Regions from separate parts of the Mus musculus genome. Here region 2 is linked to region 1. The links are chromatin contacts, found by Hi-C in ENCODE. All regions are on one chromosome and are shown on one strand. The core of a region is the stretch at or near the end of the contact, and the rest is flanking DNA. Distances in the headings are between cores, read along the strand shown.

What was found. A loop is a pair of places that touch in the nucleus more often than their neighbours do.
Region 2: a map of heart shows a loop between it and region 1 (2.3-fold over the local background). The contact joins the promoter of Gata4 here to the enhancer-like site in region 1. A Hi-C loop is called at or near these places in 5 of 37 maps with a recorded cell type or tissue (all heart).

What each region holds. Positions count from the first base shown.
Region 1 is chr14:63,205,846-63,209,286 of GRCm38, forward strand. All of the region lies in intron 2 of Gata4 (GATA binding protein 4), which reads right to left. Among named protein-coding and RNA genes, the nearest start is that of Neil2, 14 kb to the left of the region's middle. Within about 2 kb of position 1,291, at least 1 of the 3 ENCODE cell types and tissues checked has a DNase peak (open chromatin) inside an H3K27ac peak, as active enhancers do; it is heart, where a contact is called at or near this core.
Region 2 is chr14:63,243,588-63,247,244 of GRCm38, forward strand. It overlaps Gata4 (GATA binding protein 4), which reads right to left and starts at 1,684. Exons shown (of 7, transcript NM_008092.4): 1 at 1,564-1,684.

The DNA.
Region 1 (3,441 bases), core at 41-2,540:
AGGTCAGGGAGACTAGAGTTTTGTTTACATTCTTAAATGAGTCGTTCTTAGTTTTCCCACATGTGACAGTTAGCTTTAACTGTCAACTTGACACAGAACTATTGCGAACTGAATTACCTCAGAAGAGAGTCTCAATGAGAGTCTCAATGAGTCTACATGGGATTGGCTGTGAGCATGCATATGGAAGATTGTCTTAAGCTAATTGATGTGGAAAGACCCAGCCCAGTGTAGGCAGCACCATTCCCTATGCAAGGAGTCCTGAACTGTGCAAGAGTAGAGAAAAGGAATGCAAGCAAGCAAGCAAGCATGGATGCACACATTCTTTTCTCTCTGCTCTTGACGGTGGATGTGATGGGAACTGTTACCTCAAGCTCCTGCTCCTGGAACTCCCTACAGTGATGGGACTGTAACTTGGAATTGTAATGTAAAGTAAACCCCTTTCTCTCTTCTGTTTCTTTTTGTCAGGGTATTTTATCACAGCAACAGAAATGAAACTAGGATCCCATTGTAACCATATGCATGATCTGATATTATTGTTTGCCCTTTTCTTGGTATATGGAGCATATAATAAAGACACAGACCAAAATCCTTAGTGCCTTAGAGTCAATCAAATGTAAGTGTCAGCCCTCCACCAGAAGAAGGCTGTCACCCTCTGCCATCCTTCCATTCACTAAACCTTCCCCTTTATCTTCCATGTCTGCAGAATTCTACAACTGGCGGAGCCCACATGTCCCTTCTCATTGTCCAAGTGAGAGAGGTAGGGTTGGTTTTCTCATTCCCTTTGACCTATATTAAGCCTAGTTAAAAGCTTCCAGAATTCTCTCTGACTCATGCCATCTACTTTTTTTTTTTTTTTTTTGTCCCTAAGCATAGCCACCTTGGTCTCCATATTACCCCTTTCCTGATACCAAAGGCAATGCTGAGTTCTCCGGGAAAGCCAGTGGTACCCCTTAAAAGTGGACCCCTTAAAGGTCCTTCCCTCCTTTAGCCCCAGGTCTGGGGTTTGCCAGCTCTGCTGTTCAGTAATCCGTACTAAGAGAACGTTGGCTGGAAACGGATAGGGCACCCTCCTCATAACTCTGGGTACATAAACAGTCATTTACACCTGCAAACAGGTAGCAGTGTGTCTATGCCAAGCAAACAATATACAGGTGTGAGGGGCCGTTTGCTCAAGCCAGGGAGTTAAGTCAGCACAGAGGCTATTTTTACACCTGTGTCACACTGAAGGCCTTTCATCAAGGTCACCTGCCTCTAGAGGTGACTCTTGCCCATGGCCTGCTCTCTACTGGGCCACCACCAGCACCAGCACCAGCAGCTTGTCATCTGCAGCCTGTCAGCCTGGCTCTTTCCTCTCAAGCCCTCTCCTGAGAACAGTAGAAAGGTCAGGAGTTCCCAGAGCCAGAAGCCAGCAGGGCTGAGAGGGAGTTAGCAGTAGGCTTTTGTTCGCCATGAACACTAGATGGCACTACAGTCTCTAAATGTAACCAAGACCACAATGTTTCTCTAATAGGTTCAACTCCATACTCTCCCTTTAAAGATGCTCATGCCAGTTTCTTTCCCCCTCTGGTTCATTTCAACTCTAGGGTAAAAACCCCTTGTGATCCACTGCTGTTTGTGAGAAGGGAGATCCCGCTTTCCCGCGCTCCCTCACACTTTGCCCATTCCTGTACATGCATATCAAAGGAAATTAGCGGAGTCCATAGATGTGTCCTCTCTGGTGCCTACTCATCCATCCCTGCTCTGAGAACTCAACACAAAGGCTGACTTGAGGAACCCCCTGCGAGTGCACCTCAAAGACCAGGCAGTGCCTTCTAACAGTGGTTTTCCTACCCAGGTGAAGTCATTGGACATTGATGAATATGCATTCATCACCCAGACACATTTAGCAAACATCTGTGATTTAAACAAGCTGACAGATGCCACAGGAGCTAAGAGGGTGCCTAGGTCTCAGAATGCTAGTGGTCGGGGTTAACAGACTGGCCCTGAGAATCAATAGTGAGCGACAAGATGACTCATTCCATTTTCAGAACTGTCAACTGGCTGTGGACTTCGTGGCAGATACCGTTGGCCTAGGATAGGAATTGTGGAAGTCCCACCCAGATAGACCTGTTAGTGCCACTCAGCAGCCAAAGGAGGGGGCAGGGCAGGAAGCAAAGACCATGTTTCCTCAAGACGTCTAGCCAGGCATGCCTGTGTATGGAGTCCACCACAAAATCTTACTACCCAACCACTTCGGTGAAATGTTACATGGGTATTTTATTTTTTAAAAAAGACTTGTTTTGTGTGTATAAGCACTTTGCCTACATGAATGTATATGTACCATGTGTGTGCCTAGTACCTGCAAAGATGAAAAGGCATCAAACCCCCTGGAACTAGAGTTACTGATGGTTGGGAGCTACCGTGTGGATTCTGGGAACCGAACCCTGTTACTCTGCAAGAGCAACAAAGTGCTCTTACTCACTGTGATGTCTCTCCAGCCCCTATAGGGAAACCTCAAGTGATTAATACAAAGGCGATGTAATGGAGGTGCAAGATGCTGACTCTGACTTGCAAAATGAGAAACAGAACATGCAAGGTGCCCTGCAGCATGGTGGCAACAGAGGCGGCCAGAAAGCAGCTTTGCTGGGACTAATTGTGGGGGCTTCTCTTTTCAGGAAAGCGCTGCTCTATGACATCATAACTTCTTTTTAAAATTCTCATTTTGAAAGAGAAGAAATATGATTCCCAAGCAAGCACCACCTGGGTTGGGGGAGCTTTTTATGCTCTTATGTAGGACACAGAAATAAATCCCCCTTCCCTCTGAGCTGAGGAACTGGAAGAATGCAGCCCATCTCTGCTACTTAGTACTTACTCTGGGGGAGAATGGGTGCCCCAGCTACGATCCACAAGTCAGTACTTCTTACTCTTTACCCCATAAAGTGCAGGGTGTACCTTCCCAGAGGGCAAGTTGAGGGCTCAGCCGTGGCTCCAGCCTGTGACAGCCTGCCTAACACTCCCACCCCTCCCCAGTACAGGTTTGGTCCTCCCACTGGGGGGCGGGGCAGTGGGAATTGACCCTAGAGAGTGGGTCAGCATCTCCCTCTGAGATGAGATAGACTCTGAGAGGATAGTCTTGTAATAATAGCTGCAAAGCATTTTGCAAACAAGAGAGAAAATGTCCAACAATGGCTGTGGAGTGCTCTGTAAACACCCAGTGGGATACCGATGATGGATTATCCTGAGGTTGGGGCAGAGGGGCAGGGGGCAGGGAAGGCAAGGGACAGAGGAACTAGGGAGAAGTTGAGGACACACACGAAAGAGAAGACTTAGAAATCTGATGCTTTCTCTAGGCATAGATGAGGCCAGACTTAGAGTCATAGATATCCTAACTCCTTTGAAGCTGCAGGCTATGAACATTGGAAGCAAAAGTTAACAGTATATATGTAGGAATTCTCAAAGTTG
Region 2 (3,657 bases), core at 434-2,933, 38 kb after region 1:
TCAACTCAGGAAGTTATTTTTTTAAGGTAATACACGTTTTCTTTTCTTGACTAACAGCAGTTAAAAGAAGAGATTTAGAATTCTGTAATCTAACTTACAGTATACGTGTGGTGTTAATGTGCAAGCCTGAAAAACTGCAAGCACTAAATCCGTTTGGGATCGCAGGCTTGTGGGCAGAAGCTCTCTGAAGTTTCAAATGAGTGATGCTTTAACCTGATGTTGAATTTCTAGAACAATAGAAGGTGGAGAAGATATCCCTCTTTTCTGGAAAGGCCAGAAACCATTCTCCTGGGTGGATTCTTGCCTATCTATGATCTGGGGCCCAGTAACCTCCATCTTTTCACTTAAGTCTAGTCCGGCCTGGCCTAGACTTTTCTCTCTCTTTCAAATCACCCTACAACGTTCATCCCAAGTTCCCCAACAGAAAGAAAATTATTTCTCTTTTCAGGATTTAGTCCACAGCTTTTCTGGAACCTGTTTTTGAGAGTCAGAAAATACACCGCGCTGGAATGTGTCTTTTTACAGGTCTTTCCTTTAGGCTCCCGCGGGTCTCTCCGGTCCCCGCCACACTGAGAATGGTCACTAACCAACTTATACACTAACCCTCCGTAATCTCCCCAGGTAACCTTTCTTTCTTCTAATGTCCGAAGCGTCCTTCCTGGCTGCCTTCCTTTTCCAAAGGTACAGGAAATAAATTCCCGAGGTGCTTCCCAGCAGCGCGGCCTTATTTCCCCGGATCCTTTACTGCCTCGGGTCCCTCACTATCCTCTTCCTTTCAACCGAAAAGCCCCTCTTTCCTTCCACCTGGTGAAAGTTCATCACCCAGACATCTCTTCCCCAAGAGTAACAACTGCCAACTCTCCCGGGTCACATCCAAGCGATAGAATACGTGAATCAGGGGAGCTTGAGCCGACTACCCAAGACTATCCCTGATTTCCGCCGGGGTTTTGGCCCTGGGTCGCTTTCTCCCCGAAAGCGGTGTATGTGGGTAGTATTCAGCAGTGCATAACACACACAATTCCTGAGCCCTAGAGGAGTTTGAGGAGGTTGGACAGAAAGCAGAAGAGATCCGCAAGTTTCCGAGCCTATCTCCAAGGGCCTCCAGCCCTCCCCCAGGTCCCAGGGCTGCCTGCCACTGCCACTCTGCACTCCCTGCGTGGCAGGCTGGAGACACTATCCTATCTGCACCCCAAAGTGTGGGCTATGCGGCCTGTCCAGGGTCAGTCGGTCAGAGAGATTACACGGGCCCTGGCCAGTGGGATGGAAGGCAGAGTTGGAGAATCTGCAAACAGGACGGATTAAAAGGATTCATGTTCCCTCCCAAACAATCCAAACGCACCTCTCCAGCACCCATCAGTTTTTGCTGCTAATCAGTCTCACTTGATTTAATAGTCCTCGCTAGGCCAAAGTCAAAAGCGGAGCAGTTTTTAGCCAATCTGGGGGCACTGGAGTGACCGGCGTCTCCTTTCCCAGCTACCTACCTCCCTATTCCAGGCAAACTAGGGCGGCGGACTTGTGAGTTTCTCCTGCCCCGGAAAAGAGCAGGGACTCGGGGAACCCTACCTGGCCAGCTCCAGTTTCCCAGAAAACCGGCGCGATCTCCGTGAGTCCGCGGAGCTGCAACTGCGGCTGAGCCTCGGGCGGCCACTCTGCGGGCCTCCGGCTTGTCCCCTGCTCCCGGCGCGGTTCCCCGGGCCCCCGCGTAGCGATCGCCTGCGCTGACTGGCCTAAGGGAGTCACGTGCAAGGGCGGGGGCGGGGGAGCCCGGACCCGGCAGCACCTCCGCCCGGCGCCCGCCCGCAGGACTCTTCCCAAAGCTCCCCCAACAGGCAAAGTCCATGCGCGCGGAACTCTCGGGGAAGGAAAGCACTCAGTGCCGGGCGCTCCGTTCTGCCCTCAGTGCAGCCCGACGTCCTTGCGGTTTGCTGCTCTGCCAAGGATCGTGTTTATTCTCCTTCTCTTTCCTCCCTACTCTCAGTGGTCCACGTCCAGCGCCCTGTTCAAGGGGCGGGGCTGGTAGAGGAGAAGGTGACCTCGCACACTGGGCTCATGGTCGCCGGTGGGGCACTGGGTCACCCGGGATGCCTTGCTAGCCTCAGATCTACGGGGCCCTTGAAGTGAGCTCGGGAGAGGGTCAGGAGGCACTAAAACCTGAACTGGCCCTTAAGGTCAGTGCCTAGAGACGCAAGCGCTCTTTTCTCCTTCCCACGAGCCGGTGGAGACTGCAAGGCGCCGAGAACCTCCACCAGCCCAGGAGTTTATGTATTTATACAAAACGCGCACCCCTCGCCGCCGACACTTCTTCCCACTCCTGCGGTCTCCCGTCCCTTCTCATCACTCCCTGTAGCCCTCACCGACTGGGGTCCAATCAAAAGGATGAAGTGGGGGTGGGGAGCCTGGTCTCTAACCTTAGAGCCCATTCAAGGACTGTAGTTCCTTCCCTAGGGTGGGGGTAGGGAGGGTGCCAGACCTTAGTTTGGAGTCGGCGTCAGTGCCTGTAGGCCCTGGCGCAGTGGAGCTGTGAGGGGAGAGTCCCTCAGACAGGTCTAAAGGTTAATAGAGCAATCACAGGGCCCTATTACCGCGTAAAAATAACCCATCGATTACCACAGCCTTCAGCTGCAGATAACAGCTCTCTGGTGGCTCTCGCGCTTTGGGCTAAACTTTTTTTTTTCTTCTTTTAAGCCCTCATTTCTCTCCCCGGCACCGGTTTCCAATACAAGATTAGAGGGGTCAGGAGAGGGCTGGAATACCACCTGGTAAGAACCCTGTGCAGCCCGAGAAGGCTCGGGATGGCACCGGCTCCCGCAGTTCGAGGACTGACTGCAGATTGCTATTGCTATTGCCCCGCCAGTGCAAAAGCAACCCAGGCGCTAGGAACAGGCTGGGACGCCGAGCCAATTGAAAGGGAAAACCCGTGGGACTTTGGCCAACCCGTGGGGATCTCAGGAAAATCCCAGAGGAAGGACTGAGCACGGCTGCGCCGGGGGAATTCTCTTTTCCAAACCGAAGGGGCCCGAGGTCCAGAGCGGCTCTAGAGGAGAGAAAACTGAGGCCCGTCAGGGGTGCTGAGCTGCCCGCACTCTGGCTTGATTTACCGAAGTAGCCCCGGGTGCCGCCAGTTTGAGCCCTTGGGCGCCCCGGAAGCTGGGGCCCCATGATTAGGGTCCCTTCTCCAGCCCCCCCCCCCAATCCTAAACAATGCCAGTCAGAATCAGGGCCTGCAGGTTCGAGATCTGGTAAAGTTTTAGGGATGGTATTCTGAGGATTTCAGAGGCCATCGCTGAGCATCAAGGAACCCTCCCACAACATCTCCTCTGAGACTCTCGGATGAATGCAGAGAATGGCGTGGCCCTTGCTTTATTTTACAAGAAACCCTCAACTACCTGGTGAGCAGAAGAGAAACGAAGCCAAAGGCCCACAGCCCAAGCCAACGAGGCGTGTCTGTCTCTCTGTCTCTCTCTCTCCTCTCCCCCTTTCTCTCCCTCTATCCCTCCCTCTCCCTCTCTCTCCCTCCCTTCCTCCTCCCCCTCCCCCCCCCCTCTCTCTTTCTCTGACTTGTGTGCCTTAGATCTCAGATTTGCCTCACTGTAGTGTCCCTCATAGACCAAAATGCGCTAAGCTCCGGGGCCAAACCTAGCGTTCCTGGTTTTGTTA